Linked DNA regions of Homo sapiens: regions 1 and 2 are each linked to region 3. The links are chromatin loops, found by intact Hi-C in ENCODE. Cell type or tissue: psoas muscle. All regions are shown on one strand. Each heading gives the region's core, and the rest is flanking DNA. Links, peaks and the distances in the headings are about the cores only.

The links. Hi-C counts contacts between places; a loop is a spot of excess contacts. Peaks named below come from ENCODE experiments on the same cell type or tissue, not always from the same donor. Only the 100,000 strongest peaks of a DNase experiment are listed, where the experiment ranks them.
Region 1: a loop joins it to region 3, with 2.4 times the contacts of the local background. A loop is called at or near these places in 7 of 110 quality-filtered maps.
Region 2: a loop joins it to region 3, with 8 times the contacts of the local background. A loop is called at or near these places in 88 of 110 quality-filtered maps.

What each region holds. Positions count from the first base shown.
Region 1 is chr9:97,034,791-97,042,323 of GRCh38, forward strand. It overlaps CTSV (cathepsin V), which reads right to left and starts at 4,352. Exons shown (of 8, transcript NM_001333.4): 1 at 4,281-4,352; 2 at 3,128-3,263; 3 at 2,703-2,825; 4 at 2,462-2,608; 5 at 1,733-1,957; 6 at 738-903; 7 at 1-53. The coding sequence starts at 3,253. RefSeq lists a silencer at 4,387-4,696. In psoas muscle, for the core only: no CTCF peak of the experiment used is centred there; a DNase peak (open chromatin) is centred at 4,451; H3K4me3 peaks cover 1,485 bases.
Region 2 is chr9:97,394,904-97,402,436 of GRCh38, forward strand. It overlaps LOC286359 (a long non-coding RNA gene), which reads right to left and starts at 1,788. Exons shown (of 6, transcript NR_026847.1): 1 at 1,594-1,788; 2 at 1,147-1,273. RefSeq lists a silencer at 4,392-4,579. In psoas muscle, for the core only: a CTCF peak has its summit at 4,422 (motif pointing left); a DNase peak (open chromatin) is centred at 4,418.
Region 3 is chr9:96,852,707-96,860,239 of GRCh38, forward strand. ZNF782 (zinc finger protein 782) reads right to left here and starts at 1,808. Exons shown (of 6, transcript NM_001001662.3): 1 at 1,382-1,808; 2 at 147-363. RefSeq lists silencers at 1,141-1,230, 1,511-1,580, 7,161-7,455 and an enhancer at 7,161-7,455. In psoas muscle, for the core only: a CTCF peak has its summit at 4,298 (motif pointing right); a DNase peak (open chromatin) is centred at 4,285; H3K4me3 peaks cover 163 bases.

The DNA.
Region 1 (7,533 bases), core at 2,344-6,343, 180 kb after region 3:
CAGAACACCATGATCCAGGTTTTTGCTGCTGCAGTCTGGTTCAAAATAAATGCCTGGGAGAGTAAAATTAATGCTGGGGTGAGAAGCTCCAAGCGACATGTGACAGTAACCCACCCTACCACCCTCCATAAGGGAGGCATCTCTAAATTCAGTAAAATGTCATAAACAAATGCCAAATAAGGACCCAAACAATATTGGCCGGAAAACAGTAATGGCTGATAAAGGAAAAAAGTCAACCTCAACTCACTAGAAATCAACTAACTTCAACTAAGTTCAAGATATTTTCTACCAAAAAAAATGAAAATCCAAAAGATAAAACCTATTGTTTACAGCTAAGGTGATTTAGATATCTCTGAGCCCAAATACCAACTCGCATAATCCCTTTCTGTTCCTAGGATGTCAGTCTAAAATAGCACCAAAATAAACAAACAAAAACTTGAAGGGGATTCTTTACAGTCCTAATTACAGTAGTAAAAAACTTTGAGAAAAAAAGGCCCAACAACTGGAAAATAGTTTGGAAAATTAGGTTGTCTCTATACAATTACATAGCCATTTAAAAATATTTATGAGAAGTTTAACATAACTAAGTATTTTCTCATGTCAAATGCAAACATCACTATGTTAAATGCTCACTCTCAAAATACTACATTCCTGCAAAGCAGGATGTCATATCCAAGAATCAATCACAGTGATGCTTCCCAATTCTGCCTAAATTTCTATAATAAAATGACACTTACCTGATTTGTAGAACTGGAAGGACGAATGGCCTGCATCCATAGCAACGGAGATGGGCCCCACAGTTGCGACTGCTTTCATCAGGGCCTTCTCCTTTCCAGGTGCGACCACTGTGAAGCCAGTGTCATTAGCAACAGAATTCTCAGGTCTGTACTTACAGATTTCATCCTTTTAAAGTTAAAGGGGGAGAGACTTGATCACTACCATCTACCTCCTGGGGAACATTAGTTCTAGAACCGAAACACTCAGCAATTTGCAACCTAGGATTTCCAAATCAACACCCTTATAAATCGTCCCATGAAATAAAATGCTATTTGTTGATTTGAAAATGAAAAATTAGTTGACATTTCTTCAATGAGAACCCCTAGGTCAATCTGTCCATAAAAAATTTTTCACAATGGATAAAGTTCTATTATATGTAGAATGGTTTGCTTATTCTCCATGTTATGTAAAAGCAAGAACAGCTGTGTGTTAACCATCTAATGGTACTTATATGGTAACCATTAGCTGTTGACCATCTCACCAGAGAACTGTGCAAAGGCTAATAATTTTTTTTTTTTTTTGAGATGGAGTCTCGCTCTGCGGCCCAGGCTGGAGTGTAGTGGTGCGATCTTGGCTCACTGCAAGCTCCGCCTCCCGGGTTCACGTCATTCTCCTGCCTCAGTCTCCTGAGTAGCTGGGACTACGGGCACCCGCCACCAGGCCGGGCTAATTTTTTTGTATTTTTAGTAGAGACGGGGTTTCACTGTGTTAGCCAGGATTGTCTTGATCTCCTGACCTCGTGATCCGCCTGTCTCGGCCTCCCAAACTGCTGGGATTACAGGTGATCCACCACGCCTGGCCAAAGGCTAATAATTTATAATGACAATACTCACGGTTTGCAGATGTAGATTCTACCATATAAAATGTGAATTCTGAAAAAAGTATCTGTTATCTCTGAAAGTGTTCCACTTTCCAAAAGCAGAGCACGAATGACAAGATAAGGAGCTCCATTTACCACTGCTACATATGGATAGGATTCCTCAGAGTCCAGGCCTCCGTTCTCCTTGACATACTGGAAGGCCCTAGCCATGAAGCCACCATTGCAGCCCTGATTGCCTTGAGGACGCGAACAGTCCACCAGATTCTGCTCGCTCAGTGAGACAAGTTTCCCAGTTTTCCGGAACATCTGTCCTTCAAGAGCACCAGTCGCACTAAAAGCCCAACAAGAACCACACTGTTTCTAAAAAGGGAGAAAAAAAAAGCTGTAAATTTACAAGACCAATACAAATACAGTACCCCATAATTGAATTACCTTAATATTCTTTAAAAAAAAAAAAAACCCATCGCCACACTTTGGGAGGCCGAGGCGGGCAGATCACTTGAGGAGAGGAGTTTGAAATCCGCCTGGCCAACATGGTGAAACCCTGTCGCTACTAAAAATACACAAAAATTAGCTGGGCATGGTGGTGAGCACTTGCAATCCCAGCTACTCGGGAGGTGGAGGCAGGAGAATCTCTTGAACCCAGGAGGCAGAGGTTGCAGTGAGACGAGATCACGCCATTGCAATCCAGCCTGGGCAACAAGAGCTAAACTCCGTCTCAAACAAGCAAACAAAAAAAACACCAAAAACCAAAAATACAAAAAACCCATCACCATATGTTGTGCCACCATCTACCACAGCAATGACACCAATTCCTTCTTGGCTTTCCTGTGGAGACAGGGTCTGAATCTGACGCTGTCTCACCTGATTCTTCACTGGCGTCACGTAGCCTTTCTTTCTCCAATCCACAGATTTGGGAAGATCAAGAAACAGAGGCTCACGGAACACTTTCCCCTTCCTGAATTTCTGGTTTCGAAAGCAACCCATCATCTGCCTGAATTCTTCATTGGTCTTCAAGGAGAAGTAAATAAAATGTTAAAAGCAAGACTATTTTGGTGAAGAACTGAGAAGCAGCACAGAGTTCAGCAATCCTTGCCACACTCACCATGTCACCAAAAGCATTCATGGCCATTGTGAAGCCATGTTTCCCTTGGCTGTATTCCCCATTGTGCAGTTCAATCATTTTCATATTCTTTTCCCACACTGCTCTCCTCCATCCTTCTTCATTCTAGAGGCAAACATATAGCTGGTGGACTTTATGTCTACTTACCCAACCCATGTTCACCAAGCCGATTTGCGGGCAGAAATGGAAGAGAAACCATGGCCAGGGATGGGTTGATACTTCTCTGGGAGCTGTTCTCCAAGCCAAGACACAATGGAGATATATGCCCATATTGCACCTATAATGGGTGCTGTTAGGTTATTGCCTGGTAAGGTCTGGTGTCTAGAAGCTACTCTCTGGCTATCAACTCCCAACAGCGAGGACCATTCTCTCCAGAGTCCCTCTGGACAGTTTCAGATGTTACCAACCGCGCCATATAATCTTCTGTGTGTTGCCTTCCACTGGTACCACTTTGTATCCAAATTTTGGTCAAATTTTGGAACAGCGGAGGCTATTCCCAAGCAAAAGGCAGCCAGGACGAGCGAAAGATTCATGTTTCAAAACCTAGAAAGAGAAAAGAAATGAGTATCTGATTAGACCAATCCTAAAAAGCCATCTTACAGCCCCCGTGGAATAGAAATATTTCAATTATTCTCCCTAGCATTTCCCCAAGGACTGTGGAAGAGGCTGAAACAGGCCAAGTGGAGGTATTTGATGGGCCCACCAAAATTAAAAGCAGCCTGCAGAGTTGGAGGCGTTGAAACAGCATATGCGATAATTTAGGGTATGAGAAGGGTGTGAAAGATACCTGACGGGTGAGAAGCTTAAGGCAACAACTAGAAAACTAGGAAAGAGTTGGTCCAGGTTTTGCACCAATTGTACTGAGGTCATCCAGGCAAAACCTCACTAATGAAGACGTACCATCCCAAGTAGATGCAAGCGGATCCCCAAGGAACACCACCTCACACCTTCTTGGCTGATACACAGCAGGAGATGAGCTATGTCTTCCAACCTCTCCTTTTGGAATAAAACCTTTCGGGAATCCCTTTCCAGGAGACACTGGGAAGGAGAGCACCCACTATTCCCGCCGTCCCACACTTGGGTCTGTGCTACTCGCTCCCCTAAACCGGGGCAGGGTCACAAGGCCGCGCCGCTGGAAGCCAGGGGCCCCAGGGCCAGGGCCCGGACCGAGGCAGGCAGCTCCCGGAGCTCCGGGCGGGCCAGGACCGGGGCCGCACCGCCTGCTCTCGCCCTCTGCACGCGCCGCCGCGCCCCGAGAATGTTTGCGGCGGTGCAGGGAGCGGGGGCTCCGCGGCCAGGCTGGGGGCATGAAGCCGCCCGGTCCGGTCCGGCTTCAGCCCACAGGATGACTGACCTGCCCCGCCCGGGCCCTCCCAGTGGTGCCGGCGCCTCCCTGGGGTCTCCAACCGCCCTCCCCCGTTCCCCACCTCGAGGCTGGCAGAGCTCCGGGCAGAAGCTCTCACTCCCAGAAGCGCCCGCCTCCTCTCAGTGTCCCTAAAGGGGGGTTCCCTCCTCCAGTCCCCCTTCGCCCTGTCCCTCGGTCTGGTCGGGGGCGCTCACCAGCAGCCGTCGCAGCTGCGCAGGCACCCTCAGCAAACAAGCCTCTGAGATTACAGACGTCCGCGGTCTGGTGCAGGTTCGCCCGCCTCGGGATTTAAGTTTCCAGGCGGCCTTCCCCGCCCCCACCGCCTTCCCGCGCTGCGATTGGCTGTGCCGGCCACTGGGCGGGGCCCCGGGCGCTTAGAGCCCGCGCGTGACGCAGCCCAGTCCCAACCCGTCTCAGGTCTGGGCGCGCCTACCTCAATACACCCTGGCTGCGGGAAGCTGGGCCGGGCGCCCGGGGGCTGCGCGGAGGAGGGGGAGGCGCCTCCCTCAAGGGCTCAGATCTACTGACTATCCCGACTTACTGCGCTGAGCGGGTGGTTTACAGCGAGCTCTGTGTGGTATTTCAGTCCCTACTTTAACTTAGTCCTAGAGTTTTTGGTGAAAATCTGCAGGGCCGGGAGCCAGGGTACTCTCGTTCAGTGGCTCCTGTTTAGTCCACGGCAAAGGTGGGACGGAGTGGAAGAACGCACAGCCCCCAGCAGAAGCATTACCTTCCACTTAAGGGTGGGTGCATCAGGGCTTTAGAAGAATCTGGTAAGGAAAGGCACTCCCAAAACACGGGATGGATGGTCGAGACCGGACACCAGGAGGGACGGGACTAGCTGATAGGGTGTCCAGAGACCGCGGAGCGTTTTGTGGTGCGTCCTTCCCAGTCTGTTGCATTCAGGAATTCTTCCTTCTCCCATGTCTTTCAATACCAAAAAAAAAAAAAAAAAAAAAAAAAAGAGTTACAGAAATATTTGGTTAATAAAAAAGAGAAAAGCGTTGAGAATGGTGAAATAAATTGCTTTAAAAATTTTTCTTTTGTAGAAATGGAGTTTGGCTAAGTTTCCTTAGGCTGCTCTTGAATTCCTGGCCTCAAGCGATCCTCCCCTCTCAGCCTCCCAAAAGTGGTGGGATTACAGGCGTGAGCCACTACGCCCAGTCTGAGAGTGGTGGAAATTGCTTTTACTTACCTACTCTCTGCTTATGGGTTACAACGTCTCTTCCTCAGTATTCAAAGTGTGCTTCTTTTGAGATTTAATAAATTTACTTTAAAAATGTTTAATACCGGCCGGGCGCGGTGGCTTACACCTGTAATCCCAGCACTTTGGGAGGCCGAGGCGGGCGGATCACGAGGTCATGATATCGAGACCATCCTGGCCAACATGGTGAAACCCTGTCTCTACTAAAAATGCAAAAATTAGCTGGGCGTGGTGGCGGGCGCCTGTAGTCCCAGCTACTCAGGAGGCTGAGGCAGGAGAATTGCTTGAACCCGAGAGGCGGAGGTTGCAGTGAGCTGAGATCGTGCCACTGCACTCCAGACTGGTGACAGAGCGAAACTCTGTCTCAAAAAATAAAAATAAAAATAAAAATATATAATATCAGGGTTGAGGTGATGCAGTTTGAGGAACTGCTCTTTATGGAGAAATATATGTAGCTAAAGATTTAAGGAAATCATTAATAATTCAGAAACGTTTCTAATTCTTTTTAAAGTTATATAAAAAAATCCATTATAAAAAATATGTTTTAGAAAATAAACGTCCCTTGTGCCCTCTCCATAACCCTTTTCTAGGCATATCTTTTTTTGTTTTTACAAAAATGAAGTTATAATGCATATTGATTAATAAACTCTTAAAGATTAAATTGAATAATATCCACAGTTTTTACTTGTTAATTTGAAAATTTGTGAAATCAAGTTTAGCCTAAAGCTGCCTCCCCATGTGATTTAAGTTTGGCCTAAAGGTTTCTCTGTACATAGCGAATTGTAATCTAAATGGAGGTGTAAACAGACTGTAGCCTGCTCTTGTGCCTATCCCCGAATTTCTGTAAATCAAAGAGGTTCAGTTGTTCAAACCATGTTCAAATAAGGCAAACATGGAGCTGTATCCAATCCTGCAGTTTCTGTGCCTCACTTGCCCTTTTCTGTCTATAAATCTTCCCCCATGTGGCTGCACTGGAGTCTCTCTGAGCCTACTCTGGCACTGGAGGCTGCCAGATTCACGAATTGTTTTTTGCTCAATTAAATTCTCTTAAATTTAATTTGGCTATGGATTTTCTTTTAACAAATTAAAAACAATTAAACTGACAACTTTTCAGAAGCACCATCAGGCAAATACATCTTTTTAAAAATCAATTTATTAATAATTATATGTCCTTCCTTTAAATAAATAGCAGCTTTTCCCTCTCAAATACAACTAGGGGCCAAAGCTGTCAGGTGGTTATATAAAAAATACAAAAGTATATTGTATTGCAGGCCAAGGTAGGTGGATCTCCTGAGCCTGGGAGTTTGAGACCAGCCTGGGCAACATGGCGAAATCACACCTCTACCAAAAATACAAAACAAACAAACAAAAATTAGCCAGGCATGGTGATGCATGCCTGTAGTCCCAACTACTTGGGAGACTGAGGTTGTAGTGAGCGGAGCAGAGCATGCGCCACTGCACTCCAACCTGGGTGACAGAGCGAGATGCCGTCCCAAAAAAAAAAAAAAAAAAAAAAAAGCATCTTGTACTTGTACTGCAAATTTGCCGTCTCAAAAAAAAAAAAAAAGCATCTTGTACTGCAAATAGCTGTTTTTTTTCTTTTTTAAAAATTAATCATTGTGTTGAACACAATCATCATTCACATGTGGAAATAAATGAAGACCACCACCTAAGAACAAACAGAGGCCATATATTCAGAACTTGCTATAACAAAGGAGATAATTCAAAGACGAGGGAGAAGAAAAGCTTTAGGGGAAAAAGGGGGCAACTTCAGCTATGTCCTCTTTGCAGAGTGTCGTCATGGAGAAGCTGAAGGAGGGATAACTAGAGATGGAGCGTCTTATGTGATTTGTTTGTGGAGTATATTTGGTTTTTCTGGTTTGTCCTGGGTTGGAAGCAGAGGCAAAAATGAGGAAGCTGTCAGCCACTGAGTAAGTCCTGACTGTTCTGAGTTGGTCTCTGCAGATATTATGCTTCATTTCTTCTGTGGGTCAGAGTTCTATTGCCATATACTATGGCCATTGTCTATTTGTTTACTCAGTCTATCACAAGAAAGCTAAGTTATTCTAACACGTGGGTTTTACAGTTGCCCTTGGGCCACAGCTCCCTAAGATTGTAGGGTGGAGAAACCTGCCAGGCCATTAAGATCTGTGCCTTAAGCAATAGCCTGACAGCAGATGAGTGGCAGGTGCTGCCCTGAAGAATGGCATCCCCTTTGTTTTTTGGAATGTGAGACAAAAGTA
Region 2 (7,533 bases), core at 2,344-6,343, 540 kb after region 3:
ATTTGGAGACATAGTCTTTAAAGAGGTCATTAAGGTTGAGTTCATTGAGGTGGACTCTAATCCAGTCTGACTGATGTCCTCATAAGAAGAGGAGATTAGGGCACAAAGAGGCACAGAGTAGGGAGGTAGAGGTTGCAGTGAGCTGAGACCAAGCCACTGCACTCCAGCCTGGGCGACAGAACAAGACTCTGTCTCAAGAAAAACAAACAAACAACAAGGACAACAAAAATGAGGCACAGAGTAAAGACAATGTCAACACAGAGATAAAAGGCGGCCATCTGCAAGCCACAGAGAGAGGCCTCAGAAGAAACCGCCCCAGCCCACACCTTGGTCTCAGAATTCTAGCCCCAGAATTGTGAGAAAACCAATTCTGTTGTTTAAGCCACACAATCTGGGTACTGTTATGGCAGCCCTAGCAGGCCAGTGCTCTCTAATAGGACACACATAAGGTGTTCCCCGCAGCCCTGCTGAAATGGCAGCAGAATGGAATCACATCCAGGTCCACCAGCATTGGAAGGTGGAATTGCTGTGGCAAAAAAAAAAAAGCCCTCCTTTTGGAATATTGTGAAGACAGGTGAGGCCAAGGCTCTGGCCCTAGTGGGCTAAGATGATGTGTTCTGGGACATGACAAGTTGCAGAGACACATAAAGAAGAGCTGAACCAACCCCCACCGCCTCCATTTTTGTGTATAAACCACCCTATTAAGCCTGATGATTTCTAAGGCTTGGAGCAGGTCTGGAAGGGCAGGGGAGCTGATTCTTACATGGGATATCTGGGGCAGGTGGCTAAAAAAACAAAAATAGTAGCAACATGCAAAAATGCTCATGGCCTGGTGTGATATGAAAACAATGAAAAAGTCTTTTCTCTGATATTCCTACAAGTGTGTGAAGTGTCTTTCCACCTTACCAATTTGCAGGTGGAGGAGGAGTGGCAGCCCAGATTTCTGCGGGGTAGAACTGTGGGCCACTCTAGTGGGAAGGCCCTGCTTGAGAGACCCCAGGAGTCCTTGTATACAAAACTGGGTTCTGGACCCGGGCTGTTCATCTCGTGATACTGGCAGTGGAGACACCAGCACCACCACCCTCCCCCATGCCCGCTCTCACTCCAGACCAGTGCTGGTCATTATTGGTGGCATGGTGCACCTACCCCTTGTCTAGGAAGATGGAGGAGTTGAACCCATCAACCAGCTCCTCACTGATCTCTCACATGGAGCTCTGCACAAATGATGCTCGGCAGCCAGATCATCAGACATCAGGGCCCTGCCTGGCCATCACCGCAGCGGGAAACTCACATTAGAAATTCTGCTCCCCAGATAAGGCACAGGTAGGCAACTGCATAGAGGAAATGAGCTGAAGTCTCAGGAGCACAGGATAACATCTGGGGAAATGTCCTTCACCCAGCACTCACCTTCCCATCTTGCCAGGCCCACCAGGGTTCCAACACCCAACAACCTGCTCCAGCCCAGGAAGGGCCCAACGCTCATCCCTTGCCTTCCCTCCACTGCCTCCCTCCACACACACGGCGATGGAGAGGGGTGTGGGGCTGCCCAGGTGGGATCACAGTTGTGGCCTGGCCCGGACTTCTCTGTGTTACCTTTGGGTACTTCCTGCCAAATGGCCAGAGGTGCCAAAAGTGAGTGCTGAGCCAAAAAGCCTGCAGCAATGGAAAAGGCCCTCGTGCCGGGCTTTCCTGGAGTCAGAGCCTCAGAAAGTCGGGATACAGCAGGAGAACATCTTATTCCCTCTAGTGGCTCCCATCGAGTGAGCTGGACAGGGGGTCTCTAGAATGTGAGTGCTGGTTATCAAAGTTCTAAGTTCTGTTGGGGCCTATCACCAAGGAAGTTAGGTCACTTCTCTAAGGTTCCATTACCTCGGCTCCTTCCTTCAAAGAGCTCCCTCCCCAAAGGTCTCTCTGAGCCATTGACTGCTCACCCTCCTCCTCTATGTCATCTCCTTAACTGTTCACAATTTTGCCAACATCCCCCCTCTGGGAAAACCCAAATGCAGCGAGGGCCCTAGGTTTGAGGAGATACAGCTGGGTTCCAACCCTTCTTTTTCTTACCAGTTCTGTGCCCTGGAAAACTCACTGTACCTCTCAGAGCCTCTCCAGTCCCCTAACCTGCACAATGCAAATCATCCCAGCATCTGCTTCCCAGAGACATCATCAGGCATACATGAGATAATTCTCATAACACTCATAGGTTGGTGTCACAAGTAACAAATGCACAAACTCAAGAGAAGGAAGAATTATAAGGATAGATGGGATGCAGCACGGACTTAAACTGAAGACATGCCCGGGTTCCAACAGTGTAATATTGGAAAAGTTACTTCCACTCTGGGCCTCATTTCTCATTCTGCACCATGAGAGAGTTAACATAAAATGAAACTGGTATATGGTCATCCTGTGGCATAAAGCCTTCCAGTGGTTTCCTGTTATATTTAGAATCAGACCTAGGTGTCTCATCCCAGCCTATGTGGTAGTCTGCATGCATGCACAGCAGCTTGCAATGAACCTCACTGCTGGGATTCATGCCCTTGTTTAACCATAAAGTGGTTACTGACTCCCCTTCTGACTAAGAGTATACAGCAAAGTGACGGGTTGTCTCTCCTGTCTGAGTCAGTTAGGGCTGCTATAAGAAAGTGCCACAGACAGGGTGGCTCACCAATAACAGAAATGTATTCCTTGCAGTTCTGGAGGCTGGAAGTCTGAAATCAGGGTATCAGCATGGTCCAGTTTTGCCGAGGTCCCTCTTCAGGGTTGCAGACTGCCAGCTTCTTGTTGTGTCCTCAGATGGTTGAAAAAGGGTGACGGAGCTCCCTGGGGTCCCTTTGAAAAGGGCACTAATCCCATTCATGAGGGCTCCACCTTTATGAGCTAATTATCTCACAAAGTCCCCACCTCCTAATATTATCACATTGGGAATTTGGCTAACAACACATGACTTTTGGGGGACGTAAACATTCAATCCATTGCAACTTCCAATATTTAGTTACAAAAAAAGCACCAATTCCCTCGTACTTGCTGTCTCCTGTGTTTCTCCCTCCCTTTCCTTGTCCTTCTCTGTCCCTCCTCCTCTCGCTGCCTCTGTCACAGTCCTCTAACTGAGGAAGCAAGCTTTCATGTCAGGAGCTACCCGACATAGAGGCCCACATGGCAAAGAACTGGGGAACATCCAGGCCAACAGACAGAAAGGAACTCAGGCTTAGTCCAAACTGGTTCTGCCAATACCTACATGAGTGAGCTTGGGAGCAGCTCTTCCCACAGCCCAGCCTCGGTTGAGACCACAGTCCCAGCTTCATGGGAGACCTTCAGGCAGAGGCACCCAGGTAAGCCATGCCCAGGTTACTGATCCACAGACTGTGAGATATTAAATATTTGTACTTTCACATTGCTAATGTTGTGAGAAGAATGGGTAACTCACCTAGTCTACCAGGCCCCAGGATCTGGCCCTGCCATCATTTCCCTCCTCTCCCATCCTCCCTCCAGGGCTCCCCCAAGCCACACTCCCCAAGCCACACTGGCTCTTTCTCTTCTTTCTTCTTCTTCTTATTTATTTATTTATTTATTTTGAGACAGAGTCTCACTCTGTTGCCCAGGCTGGAGTGCAGAGGCACGATCTCAGCTCACTGCAACCTCCACCTCCCAAGTTTAAGCAATTCTCCTGCCTCAGCCTCCCAAGTAGCTGGGATTACAGGTGTACACTACCACACCTGGCTAATTTTTGTACTTTTAGTAGAAATGGGGTTTCACCATGTTGGCCAGGCTGGCCTCAAACTCCTGAACTCAGGTGATCCACCTGCCTCGGCCTCCCAAAGTGCTGGGATTACAGGCATGAGCCACCACACCCAGCCTACACACTTGCTCTTTCTAACCTCCTCTGCCAAACCCACCTCTGTTTGGGAGTCTCTGCTTCAGTGGTGCCTTCTCCTTGACACATTGTTCCCAAATGTGTGCAGGGCTGGCTCCCTCTGGTCCTTCTGCTCACAGCATAAAAGTAAGGCCCCTCTGAGGCCCACCCAGTGACTTCCCAGGCCCACCTCTCAGCACTCGACTTCATTTTCTCTACAGCACTTGCTCTTTTCTTTCACATGCCTTTGTCCATCTCCCCCTCCAGACTGTGAGCTCCTGGAGAGCAGGGACCACTTGGCTGATCTCAGCACAGCATGCTGGGCCCACTGGGGCACCTGCACAGGGTGAGTGCTCAGGCGTAGTTGCTGCATGAATAAATGGGAGGATCGCAGACTTTCCACCTCCCCACCTTCTGACCAGCTAAGACTGTGGAGATGATCAATGCAAATAAAAGGTGTGAGTCAGACCTGAGGAAGGAGGACGGCAGGCGTGACCTCTGCGTGACTTTTCCCTGGCACCAGTTGCTGGTAAAGCAGAGTAGGCACCGCGGACACAGGAGGCTGACCGCCTCCTGGTGGCCAGCCGTAGCACTGCAGCCCCAGGCCAGAGCGCCTCGACTTAAGTCACACACTCCGGCTGGCTGACCTCAAGGCAGTGGTTTTTTGGGGGTCTCCAGGGGGCAAAGGAGCAGGTCCGCAGGCTCCAAAGGGCAGTGTGAGGAACCTCGGAAGCCTCCCTTGACCCCTTTTTGCCTCCACTTCCTTTGGCGTCAAGCATCCTTATCTCGGCCAGGACAATGCTTCCCCCTACTTCCAAATGCAGACTCAGGATCCAACAAGGATCAGCCTCGTTCCTGGACCACAGACACGGTGTCCGACGCTCTGGCACCCTCTGCCCTATAGCAAGCCCTCATCACCCAAGCCCCAAACCTAACTCTGCTCTGAATGATGTCCAGGGAGTGGAGAGCATTTTCCCAGGGTCTCAGAGCACAATGGGCACTGATGGATAAGCCATATCAACAGACACTTTCTGAGTATGTGGAACCCTTGGGGTCACTCACCCAAGCACCCCAATTAATACAGGAGGAAACGGAGGCTTTCTCTCCCATAGTCTCTGTCCGCACTAGCAGGGAGGGCTCATCCTACTTCCAGGTGCCCAGACCAATGGCCTGAGGACCCCGGCCCTGGCCTCTCAAGGCTGTGCTGGGGCCCTTAGGGAGCCCTATGTCTGCCCTGCTCATGCCCTGGGTTCCTGAGCATGTTGCCGATGCCACTGACTCATAACAGAGCTGCCTCCAACCTCTTTCTTCTTTCCCTCTGGGAGGAGGCTCAGCACTGGCCTAGGAAGCTGGAGCCCTCCCTTACCTTTTAGACTCTGTGCATTTTCTGTGGTCTAAGCCAGGCCCTGTCTCTTTCTGGAATTCGGTTTCCCAAATGCACAATGAGGGGATGGGTGTGAAACTGCCTCAGTGTGCTCAGTGAGGATGCAGCGTCAAGTTCCATCAATACAGGACGGGGTGTCAGGGTGGGGTGGCTCAGGTGCATATGGTGAAGAAGCCTCCCTAACTCGGGCAGATGCTGAGGGACACCACATATAACAGCCAGGCCTAGTGCCCATGGCCAGGCATGCTCAAGGGGCCCTGTGTCTGGACCAAGAAGAGAACATGCTGGTGAGTTCCTCCTTCACTGTGTCCACAAGTGCAGTACACAAGGGAGCCCCAGGCAAGGTTGGTCTCATGCAGCCAGCTCTGTGCCTCCCACACTTGCAGGGGCCTGGGTCACATGTTCACCACTGGAGCCAAGAAGTGGTGTCAGTCTCACTTAAGCACTAAGAGTGAGGGCAGGGAGGGGTAGTTTCTTAAGAAAAAAACTGAGGTGCTGTCTTCAATAGAAGATGAGTTGGATGTCAGAAAGATAAAAGCACCCGATCTCAGAATCATACATATAGACCCCATATCTACCTCTGCCACTAGGCACACGGGGATATATATGTCCCAGAGAAGGTAGGTGTCTTGTCCAAAGTCACACAATGAGCAATGGCAAAACTCATAATTTGGTTAACATTCACTATGGCTACATATACTAGAATCCCTAAAATAATAGTGACATGTATTAGTTAGGGTTCTCTAGAGGGACAGAACTAATAGGATAGATGTATACATAAAGGGGAGTTTATTAAGCATTAACTTACACAATCACAAGGTCCCACAATAGGCTGTCTGCAAGCTAAGAGTGAGGAGAGCCAGTCCAAATTCCAAAACTGAAGAACTAGGAATCTGATGTTTGAGGGCAGGAAGCATCCAGCATAGGAGAAAGATGCAGGCTGGGAGGCTAGGCCAGTCTCTCTTTTCACATTTTTCTGCCTGCTTTATATTCTAGCTGTGCTGGCAGCTGATTAGATGGTGCCCACCCAGATTAAGGGTGGGTCTGCCTTTCCCAGCCCACTGACTCAAATGTTAATCTCCTTTGGCAACACCCTCACAGACACACCCAGGATCAATACTTTACAGAGACAGGCCATCCATACTGACCTTGAACTGACCACCACAGAAGTTTATAAATCATGTGTTTCTGTTCGAGCATCTTGTATGTGCTTTCCATCCTCAATGCGGTCTCATGGTCCAATGTGGCTGCTGGAGCTCCAGCCTCGACCGGCCACCATTTTTGCATTTCAGAGAGCAGGCAAGGCAGGGCAAAGGGGGCCCTCTCAGCTGGGTCACTTCCATCTGAGCAGTCTCCCCAGAGTCCCACACCACACTGTGGTCACATCTAATTGGCTGGAACTTAGGTCATTCTTAGCTGCAAGAGAGGTTGGGAACTTTTTAGTCTTTTAGTTGGTGAATTGCTGTCCTGAATAAAACTGAGCATCTGCATGTAAGAATAAGAGGAGAATGAAAACCGTGGAAACTAACAGTGCTCTCTCTCTACAGTAAATGCCAAGATAGAGAGGAAGGGATGGGGTTGCTTTCAGATGAATTGGGCATTTGTTTACCTATCACAGCCTCTCTTTTCTCACTGTTTATTCATTCACAGAGAGAGAAAAAGCTTGGTTCCAAACCAGGATATATGAATGGGACCCCTGCTTTCAACTCCCTAGCAGAATGTCTAGAACCACTGTGTTGGCTTTCATCTGTTTGTACCTTGTAAGTAAATCTGAGAACATCCTTTCCTGTTTCATAAATGGGGCAGGGAGGGGCTGAGAGCTGTGAAGCTTTTAAGACAAGCAGCATGTCCCTAAAAAGCTGGGTCAAAATTGAATGTCTGTAAATTTTAAAAGTACAATGTATTCACCCCAAGGACACTTTGACCCTCATAATAAATATTACCAGTAAAATGAATCCACCCAAAATAAAACTTAGTCCATTCAGGCTGCTACAACAAAACACCATAAACGGGATGACATATCAATAACTGAAATTTATTCCTCACAGTTCTGGAAGCTGGGATGTCCTAGCTCAAAGTCCCAGAAGATTTGGTATCTGGTGAGGGCCAACCCCCTGGTTCACAGATAGCTGTCTTCTCACTGTGTCCTCAGATGGCAGAAGGCAGAAAGGGAGCTCTCTGTGGCTTGTTTTGTAAGGGCACTGATGCCATTCATGAGGGCTCTACCCTCACAACCTTATCACCTCCCAAAGGTCAAACCTCCAAATACCATCATACTGGGGGACAGGTTTCAAAACAGGAA
Region 3 (7,533 bases), core at 2,402-6,401:
TAGTAATATTATTTACCCTTGGTATAGACAATCCACAGAAAGTCTTATAAAAGAGATGAGATACTTTAAGGCAAAGAGTTTTAGATGTTTTAACTGGGATGTATTTCTCAAAAGGCCCTTTGGATAAGATGCTTTTGGTGACTCACCTGTGAAAGAATGAACGGAACTGTTTTCCTCCTGGCTCTACCACAAACGAGGGATCCCCGGAAACTCACTGAACCTTTCATGCCCAATGTCTTTAAAGCTTTCAAAAGAATCAGAAGTAGATAGCCACGGAAAACCCTTCATGTATCATCATGCATGGGATTCTATGAGGTAGGGACAAAGTCTCCAGTGTCACATATGTTAACAGCAGTATGGCATCTGTAAAGAGTGGAGAACAAAGCGACTGGGGGCTACTTTGGGATCTGGGGACAGAATCTCCGGTTACCCCTACCCTCAGACCTATGCAATGATGTGGCCTTTCCTGAGCAGCCTGTCCCTGGCCACCACCTAGCCCATTTTGCTCTTCTCAAAGCTGGCCCAAACCACCCACTGTCACCCATTGTGTGGTGGCTTCTGGAGGCTTCACCAAGTCTGGCTCATTCTGGGAAGGAGGATCAAGAACTGCTTCTGACCATACACATCTAGGATCTGCTCCTCTGTGGGCTCTTCTGCCTCTGCTCTGAAGCTCGGGAGGGAGGCCTAGGTCTGAGAGGTGTTCTCTTCCAGGTAAAACTGTTCACAGAGACCCCTGCTTCCCACCTCGCAAGGGCTGCTCTGTTCAAGGAGCCTGCGACCTGACCTGAGAAACCATGTTAGTGGCAAAAATCTGACTCTTAGAATTCTTTACATCAGACTTAAAAGAGAGACACCCTGACAATGCAGAAGGGGCCAGGAACCTGTCTGACCCAAGAGATCTGAAGACACACCAGAAATCCAGACTACATTTGACACATGGTAAGATTCCATCTACATCCACTCCCTGAGTATTTGGGGACATGACATTCTGCTAAGTGCTGTGAAGGCTGCAATGCTGGTTTTAGGCAGGTGTGATATTAGCGCCTGAAACGGGAAATAAATCACACCTGCCTTTGAACCCCAGCTCCCTCACTGCTAGCTTGTGACCTGAGCCTCAGTTATATTTAATGCAGATGTGGTTGTGAGGTATACATAGGCACCCAACGAATGGAACAAAGTGTCTTCTAAATATAACAGCAGCAGTCCGCTCATGGCTTAGTAGCCTACAGTCGGCTGTTTGCTTTACAGGTGGTGACTTAAAGTTTTAAACCAACGCCATGAAGCAGTCATTATTAATACCCTCACTTTCAGATGAGAAACCTGACTCTCATCCACGTCCCTACATTCGCCTCGGCTTCCAGTTGACAGAGATGGAACTTACCCGGGTTTTTCCAGCTCCAGAGCTCGGGGTCTCGATGCAGACCCACCGTCCGGGGATTTCGGGCACGTTGTCGCCCGCGTTACAAATGCGCTTTCCCCACCCCCGCCGCCGCTCGCGCCGGGCTCCGGTCCCGCACACCGCGGCCCGCACCCGGCACCTGCTCCGGACCAACGCTCAGCCTCAGCCGCCCCGGGAGCCAGCGGCCGAAGTCCCTCTCCAGCGGCCGGGAAGGCCGAGGGCCCGCCCGGTCGCATCCACTGACACAGGGGGCGGGGATCCCACAAACTTCCCGCTTCCTCTCCCGCTTCCGGGCACAAACGCTGTCCTCCCGCCCCAGCTGCGCCCCCTCTACTTTCCGAGCCGACCCCCGAGCTTCCCAAACCGCTTCCCGGGAGTCTCGAGAACCCAAATGAGGAGGCGGGGCTCTGGCTGCACAGGCGCAGAAGGAGCCCAGGAGCCCCATCCCAGAGTGCTGCGCGGCGAACCAGACTCATTCAGGACTACATTTCCCATAAGCTCTTGCGTCCGCCTTCGACGTGACTCCTCACGTTTCGGCGATTCAGAATTGGCGGGGATGGAGTTTTTATGAAGTCTCCCGCTCAGGCTCTCCAAGAACAGGGAGAAGTTAAAGGTTAAAACTTAAACGCTACTGACAAATACAAAGAGTAGCCCTCCATTGGTTCCCGGTTGAACCAACATTTTTTTTTTCCGTAAGACTTTCGGAGACAATTGGGAAGCTGAATATGGATTGGGAATTGCAAATATTGAAAAAAAGTACCATTACTTTTGTGAACTGTGAAAAAAAATTAAGAATTTTGTAGAAATTTTTTTTTTAAAAAAAGGGATCACTACTGAAGTATTTAGCATTGAAATGATATAACTTTGAATTTACTTTACAATTTTATACATTTTCAACCTGGAACCTCCACCTTGTCTCTTTACAGCCTACCCGACCCATTGACCTGTGAGCCCTGTCCTGGCGCCCCCAGGCGTGAGGGTTCTAAGGCGGGTCGAGCCCGGTGCTGCAGGTGTTAGAGAAAAGCTTTTGGTTTTTATCCCTTAACATTGCTTCTTGCCGAATTCTCTTATTGATTCAACATATTTAAATTTAATGTTAATTATCTTAGGTTTCCATGCGCATTAACGAATTTTCTTGCTTTTTGCTGATTGTTTTTTATTTCCGTAGGTTATTGGGGAACAGATGGTGTTTGGTTACATGAGTAAGTTCTTTAGTGGCGATTTGTGAGATTTTGGTGCACCCATCACCTGAGCAGTATACACTGCACCCCATTTGTAGTCTTTTATCCCTTGCCCCGCTGCCCTCCGCCATTCCCCGCCAAGTCCCCAAAGCCCATTGTGTTATTCTTATGCCTTTGCATTCTCATAGCTTAGCTCCCACTTATGAGTGAGAACTACGATGTTTGGTTTTTCCACTCCTGAGTTACTTCACTTAGAATAATAGTCTCCAATCTCATTCAGGTCGCTGCAAATGCCATTAATTCATTCCTTTTTATGGCTAAGTAGTATATCATCAGATACATACCACAGTTTCTTTATCCAGTTGTTGATTGATGGGTATTTGGGTTGGTTCCACGTTTTTGCAATCGCAAATTGTGCTGCTATAACCATGCATGTGCAAGTATCTTTTTCATATAATGACTTCTTTTCCTCTGGGTAGATACCCAGTAGTGGGATTGCTGGATCCAATGGTAGTTCTACTTTTAGTTCTTTAAAGAATCTCCACACTGTTTTCCATTGTGGTTGTACTAGTTTACATTCCCACCGGCAGTGTAGAAGTTTTCCCTGTTCACTGCAGCCATGCCAGCATCAACTATTTTTTGATTTTTTGATTATGGCCATTCTTGCAGGAGTAAGGTGGTTTTGATTTGGATTTCTCTTATCATTAGTGATGTTGAGCATTTTTTCATATGTTTGTTGGCCATTTGTATATCTTTTTTGAGAATTGTCTATTCATGTCCTTAGCCCACTTTTTGATGGGATTGTTTGTTTTTTTTCTTTGATGAGATTGATTTGTTTGAGTTCGTAGTAGATTCTGGATATTAGTCCTTTGTCAGATATATAGATTGTGAAGATTTTCTCCCACTCTCTGGGCAAAGTGAACAGCTGAGTAAAGATTAAAGGTGAGCTGCGAGGTGTTGTTACCTCAGAGGGTGCTCTGCAGAAGAGTATATCCATGAGCTACTTGAACTCTTTAAATCAAAACAAAAGGAAAAAAGTTTATTCTAAGCAAGTTTATTTCTTGTCTGATGGTTATTAGATGGGAGAACATTGCCAGATCTAAGCTACCAACCTCAAAAATGTTTTCAAAAACAAATGGTTATTGAACATCACATTTTACAGAGATTCTGCTCCCTTTCTCCCGCCCTCCCCAGAGAGAGCAGTCCTGCATGCGAATGATCAAAGGTCAGTCTTAGGACAACAATGAGAAAACAAGCTATTTAGATAAACTCCTCTACATTCCCTTGTTATTTGCTTTTTACTATTAACTCAAGGTAAGAGGATCAGGCTGCCTTCAGCCATAACCCTTTCCTAAAGCTTTTGCAAAACCTTCTGGCCTTCCAAGAAGGTTTGCCCAGTTCTTTGTAGGACAGATGATTGATAGATGTAAAGTAATTCATGAGTAACCCTGCTTAGCAGGGTTAGAGGAATCCCAGGGATACATAGACTGGCAGCTGTTTCCACCTTAAAACCAACAGAATTGTCTAAGTTGCAGATGATGTAAGACAGAACAATTTTTATGATGTGATCATGAAGATGTGAAAAATAGGGGCTGTAAGAAGGACCATTCTTTATACACGTGCATTCCTTATCAAGCCAACAACTGACTATGGGGAATGTTTTACAACCTCAGAGACCTGCGCCTGCCATGCTGCTCTGCACAGCAGCCACTGGGGGGCTCTCTTGACCGCAGTTTTTTAAGCTAGTGCCCTATATAGAAGGGTAAGTTTTTGTGAAAAGATTAACATTTGCTCACTATCACATGGGTTTTACATATTCAAGCTTGACGTACTTGTAAAGTTCCCATCTGCCTACCAGCTAGGTGTCAGACATTACATGTGGTAGGCACTTGAGGATTTACTGAATGACTTTAAATCCACACTGGGCCTGTGTGTGTGCTGCCTTTTATGAGTGTGAAGGTGACAACACTGCCTCTTTTCATGATGCCCTTGGCTGAGATGACCATCATTCTTGTGACTAAAACTGGGCTGTACATTTCTATGGGCACAGTAGGTAGCAGAAGTATCTGACCTATGATTGTGATATGGCCTCTTGCTCTGCCTGATCAAGCAAAGTCTCTGTAGAACATAAGAATAAAAGGCACTTACTTTCTGGTCAAAACCAGAAGAAACCTGTCATTCCTAAGAGTTCTTATTACAGCACTCAAACTAAGCTAAATCAAAGGCCAGTGCTCTATTTTGCAGATTTACATAGAAAGACTTGAAAGTTATGCTGATATTGACATTTGTCCAACCAAACTAGAAGAGGATTGTCTTGTCACCCATTTATCTTGCTGTGGAGCGATGACCATGAGGTTGCAGGGAGTGTGAAAAACTGCAGGCTCTCTGAGAACATTTAATCTGATGACATGTGAGTTTGTAAGGTTTTTGTGAACTTTCTGATAATTTTTCAATATTTTTTTGCTCCCATAAACTTAACACTTTAAGAAATATTTTTAAAGGTTACATTGTGCAGATGATGGAAATGGACATGAAAACCACATCTTTCTATTAGCTTTAGAATAACAGTTCATAGTTTTCATTGTTCATTGGTAGGTCTTGGTAAATTGCTCTTGTAATAATCTGCTCATAAATTGAAAAGTATTTTTCTGGTGATTTTTGGCAGTTATCTTCCAAGTATACTACCAGAACATAATAGTACAGTAAATATCTTTATGGCTTTCTAGAGGCCGTCTGCAAGTTCCAGTCTCTCTTTAAGGTGCACATGTCTGGCCTTTGAAATAATTGGCCGCTGACAGGTCTAGGGCCTCTAGACTGTGAAAAATGTGTAGCTTCACCCTGAGTCATACATTGTGCATTTGCTCTTGCTGGTGTTTCCGCTGCCTTTATCTGAAGATCTGTTTTATAGAAACCTTGACATACAGAATAGCCACAGATCCCTGTGCCCCTATCCCCTCCCCCAGGAGTGTTGCCTGTGTTTAGAGATTGGGCTGATGAGTTAGAAGCTCTCCTCAGGCAGTCTGAGAAACATTGCATTGCTGGACATCACCCAATGCTCACCTCACTCAAGAGCTTCCTAGGGCACTCATACAACCACAACAGCACTTTGGGGTCCTTGAGTTACCTATGAGAGTGCAATAAATCTTGCTGAGTCAGGGGGTTGCTCACAGATGGCACCAACTGGACACAGAAACATGAGCTTCATGGGGTCTTTCTTCCAGTCTGGCCTCATGACTGCTGTAAAGGGAAGGGCCTTGGAGCTGGTAGGCAGGGTGAGCCAGGGAGGCATTTTTAGCAAAGGCTCTCAGAGTGCCCACTGGACAGTGAGAATGGCTTTGTGGGTGACGCTTAGGAAAATATGAAGGAACACCTCATATGAAGATCAAGATCGTGACAGGCAGTGGCGCGAGGTTTTGTTTGTTTGTTTGTTTGTTTTACATTTGCCTGTAGGTAAGACTGTCATTCAGAATGTATGCAGCCACAGAAGTGGAGCCTGATGGCTAAGTAGAAATCTCTGCCAGCTGTGCTCCCCACAGGAATAGCCTCAGCAGTGGACCTGTGGTGAGGAGAGAGTCCGTGCTTGGCGGAGGGAGAGCACAGCAGCTGTGGGACTTTGCACTGAACTCAGTGCTGCCTTGTTGTAGCAGAAAGCAAAACAAGGTTGCACTCATCTGATGCCTCCACCCACGGAGGAAACATTTACACTAGTGCCCACCCACGGAGGGAACATTTACACTAGTGCCCACCCACGGAGGGAACATTTACACTAGTGCCCACCCACAGAGGAAACATTTACACTAGTGCTAGCCAGAAGGGAATTGTTTATCCCAGTGGTTGGAACTTGAGTTGTGGAAAGCCTGGCTACTGCAGGATAAAGTACTCGGGGTCCTTAATAAACCTGAAAGGCTGTCTAAGCCACAAGGACTGCAACTCTTAGGCAAGTCCTAGTGCTGTGCCGCGCTTGGAGCCAGTGTATTTGGGGGCATGTGACCTAGAGAAACAGCAGCTAGGGCAGCTATGGAGTGCTTGCCCACCCCTCCTCCAACCCTAGACAGTGCAGCTCGCAGCTCTGACAGAGACCTCTTTCTTCCGCTTGAGGAGAGGAGAGAGGAGAGGACTTTGTCTTGCATCTTGGATACTAGCTTACAGTAGGAGGGGGCACTGGTCAGAGTCATGAGACCCCCCTTTCAGGTCTCAGCTTTGGGATAACATCTCTAGACAAACTCTGGGCTACAAGGGAACCTGCTTCCTTGAAGGGAAGGACTCAGTAATGGCAGGATTCTTCACTATCTGACTAAAGAGCCCTTGGGCCTTGAATAATCAGCAGTGGTAACCAGGTAGTACATGCCATGGGCCTCGAGTGAGACTCAGAGATGTGCTGGCATCAGGTGTGACCCCGCACATTCCCAGCTGTGGTGTCTGTGAGGAGAGACTCCCTCTGCTTGAGAAAAGCCGAAGGCAGAGTAAAGAGGATTTTTCTGGAGCTTAGACACCAGCTCAGCTACAGTGGAGAAGAGCACCCAGTGGACTGTTGGAGTCCCTGATTCAGGCCTTGGCTCTTAGATGGCATCTCTGGACTTAGCCTGGGCCAGAGGGGAGCCCACTGTCCTGAAGAGTGAGTTCCAGGCCAGACAGCATTCACCACAAGCTGACTGAGAGCCCTGAGGCATTAAGTGAACATCAGTGGTGAGCTGGCAGTAATCCGCATGAGACTGTGATGACGTCGTAGGTGGGAACAGACTACCCTGCCTGGGGAGAGGGGAGGGGAGAGTGGGAAGGGATTTGCCGGGTGGATTCAGTGCCAGCTCAGCGATGGTAGAACAGAACACCAGGTAGATTTATAAGGTTTATGACTGAGAGCCCTGGCTCTCAGACAGCACCTTTGAATGCATCTAGGGACCAGGGGAGCTTACTGCACTGAAGGGAAGGACAGAAGCCTGGCTGGCTTCACTA